Linked DNA regions of Homo sapiens: region 2 is linked to region 1. The links are chromatin loops, found by intact Hi-C in ENCODE. Cell type or tissue: right lobe of liver. All regions are shown on one strand. Region 1 overlaps ADH4 (alcohol dehydrogenase 4 (class II), pi polypeptide). Region 2 overlaps ADH1A (alcohol dehydrogenase 1A (class I), alpha polypeptide).

The links. Hi-C counts contacts between places; a loop is a spot of excess contacts. Peaks named below come from ENCODE experiments on the same cell type or tissue, not always from the same donor. Only the 100,000 strongest peaks of a DNase experiment are listed, where the experiment ranks them.
Region 2: a loop joins it to region 1, with 2.8 times the contacts of the local background. A loop is called at or near these places in 2 of 110 quality-filtered maps.

What each region holds. Positions count from the first base shown.
Region 1 is chr4:99,122,132-99,127,131 of GRCh38, reverse strand. ADH4 (alcohol dehydrogenase 4 (class II), pi polypeptide) reads left to right here. Exons shown (of 9, transcript NM_000670.5): 8 at 400-538; 9 at 2,666-3,474. The coding sequence ends at 2,690. All of the region lies in intron 1 of LOC100507053 (a long non-coding RNA gene), which reads right to left. Among named protein-coding and RNA genes, the nearest start is that of ADH4, 20 kb to the left of the region's middle. In right lobe of liver, no CTCF peak of the experiment used is centred here; no DNase peak of the experiment used is centred here; H3K27ac peaks cover 576 bases.
Region 2 is chr4:99,282,650-99,287,649 of GRCh38, reverse strand. ADH1A (alcohol dehydrogenase 1A (class I), alpha polypeptide) reads left to right here. Exons shown (of 9, transcript NM_000667.4): 2 at 1-86; 3 at 662-800; 4 at 2,847-2,934; 5 at 3,032-3,251. It overlaps LOC100507053 (a long non-coding RNA gene), which reads right to left. Exons shown (of 10, transcript NR_037884.1): 5 at 617-855. Among named protein-coding and RNA genes, the nearest start is that of ADH1A, 5.8 kb to the left of the region's middle. RefSeq lists an enhancer at 184-1,383. In right lobe of liver, no CTCF peak of the experiment used is centred here; no DNase peak of the experiment used is centred here.

The sequences.
Region 1 (5,000 bases):
AGAAATAAAAATAATTTATTCAACCATTGAATCCCTAGAGCATATCCAAATACTACATAAAAACTATTAATGACTTATAAATAATTTATATAAAAAGGTAATTATAATTTGCAAATTGAAATTTAATTTGCATTTGAATGAACCAACATGGAGGAACAAAAAATAAACATTGACCTTATTGAGATAATTTCTTATATAGAGTGGAAAATAATCTTAAATTTTTCTTATAAAGAAAAATTTTAAAATAGATATAAGTACAGAAAATTAAAGATGGAAGGAGTTTAATCTATTTGAAGCAAACCAAATCTGACCTAATAATTTCATTCATTCAGCAAATGCTGATTAAACTACTTCGTGTCAAGTGCCATGTCTTTATTTTGCATTTTGTCCACATTACAGGTTGGAAAAGTGTAGATTCTATCCCAAAGCTGGTCACTGACTATAAGAATAAGAAATTCAATCTGGATGCACTGGTGACCCATACCCTGCCTTTTGACAAAATCAGTGAGGCATTTGACCTAATGAACCAAGGAAAAAGGTACATTACTAATAGATGACTGAATGATTTAAAAAACGTTTACAATGATTCTATCTTCTTTTTGATGTTAAGAAGCAACCAGCTTGTTTTTTCTGACATTTTCCACATCCCAGGTACTAGATGTGCTTAAAAGATTAAATAGTGGTCATTTCAGAGGGGAAAACCTTCCATTTCAATAATGCACATCTGTACACTGTTACAATATAGAATGGTGGCATAAATTGATACAATTTCCATTTCACAAACCATTAACTCAGTTGGGCCTGCTCCCTAGAAAGAGAGGTTTCTGTGTAGTATGTTAGATCCCTCTAGTAGAGTGTACCCCTGAGTTTAGCACCGTGGTGTTCTGCAGTTTGACACAGAGTGCCTACCCCAGACCCTTCACAATCAGAATGGGGTGAAAACCATGCCTCTGTGGCAGGGATCAGACATGTAAAGGATGCCCCAACTGTCTCATTCTCTTGCTTTGTCATGGAGTTCCTCTAAGATACCTTCTGATCCACTATTTTAGTTATACAGTGCTCCCATGTCAGGGATCCCAGGAACTGATGCATAGAAATGTTCCACCTGGAAGATTCTTAGGGGTTGGGGGATTAGTAAGACTAGGATCAATGATTCTAGGTAAAATGTTCAAGCACAGCCTTGATCAATAGAAACAAAGGTCAAAAACATTAGGAACAATGTTACATAGAGGAGACGCAGGACCAAGAAGAAATGAAAAGAGAAGATACAACAAAAGAGAGGAGGAAAAGTCTAAAGTAAAATTAAAATAACTGGGATTTGAAGCAGGGAATAAATGTTGCAGAAGAAGAAGATAGTTTCATGGTGTGAGGACCCAGACTACTTCTTGGGGAAGAAACCTGAGGAAATATCCCCACTGACATGAACTCCCCAATTTGCAAACGTGTCAGTCACAACATATCAGAAGGAAGTTCAATAAAAAGAAAATACAAGCATTATTTTTTAAGCTACACCATGTAAACTTAGTATATAAGCCCTGCAATGTATTATACAACTTCAATATCCCCATAAGGAATACTCCTCAAGTTAGGAGATAGAAGTTGAAGTGGGGTTTGAGCCTCACACCCTTCTATTCATATCCTCGAACACAAACCTTTTCTCCTAGAATTCTCAATTATGGAATACATCCATAAGGAATGCTAAGTGGCAGCCAGGTGGAAAATGCTGCATTGCTTTATGGGCAAGTCTCCCACATTCTCCCAGGAGGCTTCCCTGGTAATCAGCCTAGGGGTAGACACCAGAGTGAGGCCTCCTGCTCCTTCTCTGGCCCACTGAGAATACCACCTGACTGCCCACACAGATGGAAAGGTGGCAATGAGGAAGGCAGAAGTTGGGCCTCATCAGGTGTGTCCACCATATGGGCACAGGAAGCACAAGAGAGGGCAGGCCCTCCTACCACCCAACTGCAAAGAAGCAAGGAAGTGGGGGGATGGGGATGGGATACAATGACTGACTAGCCTGTTGAGGTGTAGTGATCCTGCCCCAGAGTGAGGAAAGGACACAGAGATTCTCCTTCTACAGGTAGGGGTGTCTTCCAGTCCTGGGTGAAGAAAACATTTATGCATAGCACCCTGCTCATAGCAGGGGTTCCACAGTTCCAGCAGTAATGTTTGAGATAAAGACTGCTCTGTCCTTGAGGCTTATCCCCCTCTTTGTGTCTACATGTTGGAGTTACCCAGAAATAAGAACATCTGGGTTCTTAAAAAGTAGCATCCCAACACACCAACTTTGATGCCCACTCCCTCCTTCAATGCTCAACTTTGCCCTCAGCTATAGGAGATCCGAGAACAGTGACTATTCCAAGACTAAAACCTGACTCCCTCCTTGGTACATTCTAATTCTCCTCAACAGCACCACTGAGTAACAAGGACGCTGCCTAAGGTGAGTAAGGGTCCTCAATTCCCCCCAAGTTTACTAGCACATGCATAAAATATTATTAACACCATGAATGGAAGAGGATGACGGGATAAAAGAAATTAGGCTTAATAAAGTGAATGTCTATAAAGGAAGACCAGATCCTGAAATGAAAAGGCAAAACTTATTTGTGAGCTTTGGTTAAATTTATCATGAAAATTATACTTATTAATGTTTTATTGTTATTAACAGCGTCCGAACAATCCTCATCTTTTGAAGATGCCAGGAGCAATTCAGAATACTATCTGATTGAATGTGAACCTGCCTGGTTAATTTATTACCTGATTTGATGAACCAAGGAAAGCCATGAGTTTAAACAAATATTTACATTTAATATGGGAACATAAAAGAGCTTTAAATATTATAGACTTTGTACCTGTTATATATATGAATATTCCCTATGTTAAATAATAATAATAACTAGTGTTTATGAATAGAATCATATCATCTTTAGAAATTGTTTAAAATTAGTTCTGGGAAGTTGAAAGTGGGGAATGAAGAGATAATAAATAAAACTAGATTGGCCATATGTTTATAATTTTTTTAGATTGGGTAATGAATACATGGAGTTTCATTATACTTTTCTCTCCACTTTTGTCTATGTTGAAAATTTTCTGGGAGCTAAATGATGAGAACACATGGACACATGATGGGGAACAACACACACTGGGGCCTGTTGAGGGCAGGGAGTCGGCAGAGAGAGAGCATCAGGAAGAATAGCTAATGGATGCTGGGCTTCATACCTGGGTGATGAGATGATCTGTGCAGCAAAGCACCATGGTACATGTTTACCTATGTAACAAACCTGCACATCCTGCACATGTACCCTGGAACTTAATAAAAGTTGGAAATTTTTAAAAAGAATGAATAAGACCTGGTATTTGATAGCACAACAGGGAGACTATAGTCAACAGCAATTTAATTGTATATTTTAATATGACTAAAAGAGTATAATGGATTGTTTGTAACACAAATAAATGCTTGAGGAGATGGACACCCCATATTACATGATGTGATTATTACACATTGCATGCCTATATCAAAACATCTCATGTACCCCATAAATATATACACCTAATACCCACAAAACTTAAAATATAAAATGTTTTAAATAAAAATAAAGAAAAGATTTCCCACAATAAAAAGATTTTTACTGGAAAAAAATCACTATATTTCACATACATGTGTACATATATACATTATATATATATATACACTATATATATGAAATATATAGTAATTGTGATTATGTGTGTATATATATATTAATATATACACACATATATACATAAAACATTATTATATACTTTGTGTTCCAATAAGCCACAAGCTACTTTTTAAAAATAAGTTGCTAAATAATTTTCTTTTTAACATCTGCTAATTTCTTTTCTCTTAGCCCCACTCTATCATTAACTGCAATCACATGGAAGGAGATATCAGAATCTATTTAAGTGAATATTTTAAAAAGAATAAAAGCATATCTACTCTCTCAAGTTTCTATCTCTGTAAAATAACTGCCCTTTCATCTTTGATAATTTTTTTTCTTCAACTTTTAAGTTCTGGGGTACGTGTGCAGGATGTGCAGGTTTGTTACATAGGTAAATGTGTGCCATGGTGGTTTCCTGCAGAGATCAACCCATCATTTAGGTATGAAGCCCAGCATCCATTAGCTATTCTTCCTGATGCTCTCCCTCCCCCTACCCCCCTCAACAGGCCCTAGTGTGTTGTTTCCCACCATGTGTCCATGGATTCTCATTGTTCAGCTCCCATTATAAATGGGAACACACAGTATTTGTTTTTCTGTTCCTGCATTAGTTTGCTGAGGATAAGGGCTTACAGCTCCATCCATGTCCCTGCAAAGGACATGATCTCATTCCTTTTCATGGCTGCATAGTATACCATAGCATATATGTGCCACATTTTCTTTATCCTATCTATCATTGATGGGCATTTGGTTTGATTCCATGTCTTTGCTATTGTGAATGGTGCTGCAATGAACATACATGTTCATGTATCTTTATAATAGAATAATTTATATTCCTTTGGAGATATACTTGGTAATGGGATTGCTGGGTCAAATGGTATTTTTGCCTCTAGATCTTTGAGGAATCACCACCCTGTCTTCCACAATGGTTGAACTAATAATTTACATTCCCATCAACAGTGTAAAAGCATTCCTTTTTCTCTGCAACCTCACCAGCATCTGTTGTTCCTTGACTTTTTAATAATCACCATTCTGACTGGCATAAGATGGTATCTCATTGTGGTTTGGGTTTGCATTTCTCTAATGATCAGTGATCTTTCATAATTTTTACAACACATAATGTTGAGCTTAATGATCTGCAATTGGCACTAATTAATACTATTGATCTGTAACTGGCACTAATTAATGCTATTTTCAATAGTCAATTAAAAGTTACAAAAATTGATGTACTTATAAAATAATGTAGTAAGTAAACTTTTATAGTTATAAGATTTAACAGATAAAAAGATGTATACAAAAATAGCAAAATGGAAGGTTTCAAGT
Region 2 (5,000 bases), 160 kb before region 1:
CAGCTGTGCTATGGGAGTTAAAGAAACCCTTTTCCATTGAGGAGGTGGAGGTTGCACCTCCTAAGGCCCATGAAGTTCGTATTAAGGTGAAATACATTTTTCCATTTGTATTTAAGTTTTAAAAACTCAGAAAAGTTAAAAAACGGAAACAACCAAATTTTTATATGATCATCCAGAAAATAGAATATACTTGTTGTCAAGGAAAGGTATAAATATAAATTTTTAAATTTTAAAAAAGTGCACACAGTGTAATTCCAGTAAAATACAAAAGAATTTATGTGTTTGTACAGAAAGAAAATTTCAAAGTGATATATATCAAGACTTCAAAATCAATTAGCATTAGATATTTTTATGTATTAATTTGCAACTTCTACTTCTATTTTTTAAAGGCATGCATTCTTTTATATTATTTAAGACTTAACTATTTCAGGATCAGTTACTTCACAGATTATTCTAAACTGTTTACTTCAAGAATGGAAGGTAGAGGAGGGTTTCAGCCTGGTCAACCTTGAGGATAAACTGAATCTTTCATACTTGGGATAGTAGGGATTATTAGCAAAACCCTTGAAAACATTTTGGAAGCGCAATTTCAGGGAACTGGGATTTTTAAATTCACCTGAGACTCACAATCTTTTATAAACATCTTCTCTTCACTCTGTAGATGGTGGCTGTAGGAATCTGTGGCACAGATGACCACGTGGTTAGTGGTACCATGGTGACCCCACTTCCTGTGATTTTAGGCCATGAGGCAGCCGGCATCGTGGAGAGTGTTGGAGAAGGGGTGACTACAGTCAAACCAGGTACAGGATTCACATTCAGGAAACATGATGGTTCACCATCCTAAGATTTCCCAGCCTGAATGAGGAAACAGAGGCAAAGAGGGACGAAAGGGCTTGACCAAGGTCACCGCGCAGCCAGGACTTCAGGGATTTCCTCTTTCCCTCTCTTCCTGCCTGACTCAAGCATGTATGTCTTTAGGCACGCATGTATTCTACCCTTCAACAATTATGTACTGAGCATCTGCTAGATGCCAGTCACCAGGTTGGAGCCTGGAGATATGTGAGGATCAAAAGGGACACAGTGCCTACTAGTGTGGCATTCATAATCTAGTAACTTCCGTGTTAGTGTTGGTGAACACGGTCTTCTGTCAGGGCCCAGACACCTAGAAATGGGAGGAGGGAAAAAACATAAGTATGGACATTGTTCTGTGCTGAGTTCACAAAATGGACGCTACATGGCTACGGCTGAATGAGCATGACCTTTTCTTAGGTGACCTATGCAGCCCCTTCACCAATTTCCTCTTGCAACGTGGTCTCTCTTCCTGAGCAAGGAATCAATGAAGCAGACTAGGTGAAAGGAAATGAAAGAAACATAGAAAGAGCCATCCACCATCAACAATGTCTGCCTTATTACTTTCAGCCATGCTTAAATGTAACTGGTTACGGATTACTAATTATAAAGGGAGAATAACTAGGACACTTCCATACTATCATTTTCACATAAATTTTACCTATAAAATGTTATGGGCCAACCATTTTTCTTGGTCTTGTGGAATAGACAGCATAGGTAATTTAAAATAAAAATTATGTTTAATTCTAAAAAAATCACTTTTTTTTTTTTTTTTTTTTGAGACGGAGTCTCGCTCTGTCGCCCAGGCTGGAGTGCAGTGGCGCGATCTCAGCTCACTGCAACCTCCACCTCCCGGGTTCACGCCATTCTCCTGCCTCAGCCTACCGGGTATCTGGGGCCACAGGTGCCCGCCACCACACCCAGCTAATTTTTTCTGTTTTTAGTAGAGACAGGGTTTCACCATATTAGCCAGGATGGTCTCGATCTCCTGACCTCGTGATCTGCCTGCCTCGGCCTCCCAAAGTGCTGGGATTACAGTCTAAAAAATCACTTTAGGCACTAGATTGGACCTGCCACTTTACCAAATACTTATTTGAACTGTGAACAGAAAAATAAAATGAACTGTCCAATTTGGGTTTCAGCTCCTACTAATTTCTTTAGTAGTAATAAATTAATAACTACTGAATAATAACTAATAACTACTAAACTACTAATAATAACTACTAAATAATACTAATAGTAACTAATTAGTTAGTAATAAGTTAATAACAAAATGACACCCTTACTTTTTACCCATGCTCCCTCCACTGTAACAGGAAAAGTAGATAATTCACAAATTATCAGCTAAAAACATTTCAAAGTCAGTTCTTATCCTAAAAGTGCCTAACTTATTGTGGAGGGTTGAAATTTCCAGAGGAATTTCTGGAATTGTTCTTTGTCCCATTTTTGATAGTTTTCCTCAAAAAAAGAACTGAGATCATTTTAAAAGCATTCATTTCATAATAAAGATAAACCTAGTTACTTTGAAAAGAATTAGTTCAAAATTCTCATTTTTATTGTAAATCAAACTATAACAAAAAACAGGTCTTACCAACATCTAGTGGAACTATTATACCCTACTTTCAACTAAAATTTATATTTATACTTACAGTAAGATTTATATAGTTAAGGATTAAATTAAATGTTTGTAAAGCCTCCAGGAGAAATTGGTACACCACATGAAAGTAACTGTTAATACAGTGGAAGCAATTTTTCTAATCCATGTTGTTTCCCATATTTGCATGTCCTCTTTAGGAATCTTCAGGCACTTATAAACCCAAACTGGAAACAAGGCTGTGGCAGGCAATGACAAATGACATATTTGTGATTGGACTGTATTTCTTGGAGACTTTTAAAGACACATGTTTCTAATGTTTTAAAGACATGTGAGCTTTATGTTTTTGCTCTATTAATACCTGGATAGAAATTGTAAAAGAATTTGTTTTATCCCTCTCCAGGTGATAAAGTCATCCCACTCGCTATTCCTCAGTGTGGAAAATGCAGAATTTGTAAAAACCCGGAGAGCAACTACTGCTTGAAAAACGAGTAGGTTTCTGATGCTCTCCCTGCGCAGACATTGAGTTTGCACATTAGTTATGGTCCTGTCTCATGCCTTTGTGTGTCTTTGTATTGCACTGTCCAGTGTAAGCAATCCTCAGGGGACCCTGCAGGATGGCACCAGCAGGTTCACCTGCAGGAGGAAGCCCATCCACCACTTCCTTGGCATCAGCACCTTCTCACAGTACACAGTGGTGGATGAAAATGCAGTAGCCAAAATTGATGCAGCCTCGCCTCTAGAGAAAGTCTGTCTCATTGGCTGTGGATTTTCAACTGGTTATGGGTCTGCAGTCAATGTTGCCAAGGTAAGAATGGCAATGGGTGATAAAAACAGTTACACGCAGACTGTCAGGAACCCAAAGGGAAGGAATGTCTCACAAGAATCGAAGATTATTTTTGTAGATTTTGAATGTCGACTAAGAATAGAAACACAATCCAGAAAGAATTGAGAGCACATGCTAGAAGTTTCACCTGTTTATCAGATTAAAAAGTTGTTGAGAGTTTAGAAAATGTAAAGATTTCATTTTCAATAATTACTCTTCTGTATTTGCTCTTTATGAGCTCATGAAATATTAGGCCTGAGAACTCATTTAGTAATTCATTCTACAATTAGAGAGCACCTACACATGCTTCAGGCACCATAGGTTCTGCTAGGCTCTGACAGCAAAAGTAAATGAAATGAAGCGTTTGCCCTTGAGGAGCAGCTAGTCTGTGGATCCTCTACTCCCAGAATTAGGATCAACAACAGTAGAGTCCAAAACCTTACCTGATGCACCTCCAAACCAAGGCTCACCCACTCTGTGGATTCTTAGACTGAAAGTAATGACGCTTCAGTGATGCGTAATTCACTCATTATGACATTTCACTGCTAAAACTAACTCCCCTGGCATGAACACACACATATATTCAGAAGTGGTAAATTTCAAGCAGAAATTCTTTAAAGGCTTCTTATCTGAGTAGGCTGAAAATCTAGTAGTATGCTTTATTTTATGAAACCGAGGCCCAGAGATATAAAGATATTTGCCCAAAGTCTCACTGCTGGTTAATATGAGAGCTGAGACTAAAATATCTTTTACTAATCTCCTGCTGAATCTTAGATCATGATACATAATTATTAGCACTTTTAAATCACAGTCACAAGCCTTGTATTTTTCTAAGTAAGTTAGAAAATGGTGTTGTCCCCCATAGTATTGCATACCACTTGGTGAATGAATGAATGAATGAATGAATAGACACCCTTAAGGGAATATAAGAATGAGATTATTTGGAACAGGAAGAGCATGTTACGCAAAATGAAGGCGGACTATGGGAGACTAGGTTTAATAAATATCCCCTGGCCAATTAAAAAAATGTAGATGGCATCTTTTCCAAATTTCTGTGACTTTAGCTCTTAGTCCCTTGTTCAATTGCCTCGTCTATTTTAACAGGTGATCTAAGTGAGCCTACCCAAGAACAGAAGATGAGGATACTCATAACAATATATTTTATTATTAAAATATAGACTAATGTTTCATTACTGTGTTATTCACTAGTGTATTTTTTAAAGCAGGGATATACTGGTCATGACTACTGAACATAAATGAACCAAGGAGTTCATTACTGAGGGTTTAAGTGGAATATTTTTCAGTCTCCTGGAGTAGCCTTTTCCACTTATTTTGTTTTCCAAATATTGCCTTTGTGTATATATGAGTTACTGAAGCTGGCTATCAAGGGATTTCAGCAATCGAGAGTCCCTTCAAGATTGTAATCACTGCCATCTGGATCTCAAAGATCATCCAGTCGCCTGGTTCCCAGCCTGACCTTCCCATTGGAGTCACCTGGGGACTAAGTTCCACCTGCAGAGCTTCTCATTTAATTGGCATGGGCTGTGACCTGGACAGTGGGATATTTTTAAACCTGCCCAGATGAATCCAATATGCAGCAGTTTGAGAACCACTCAACTAGTTCAACTCCATGAATTTAAAAATAAAGCAACTGAAGCCAAAAGAGGTTTTGATAACAGATTGAACAGAAGAGTTTGAGCAGCTTTTGATAAACACTAAGCATGGCACTTT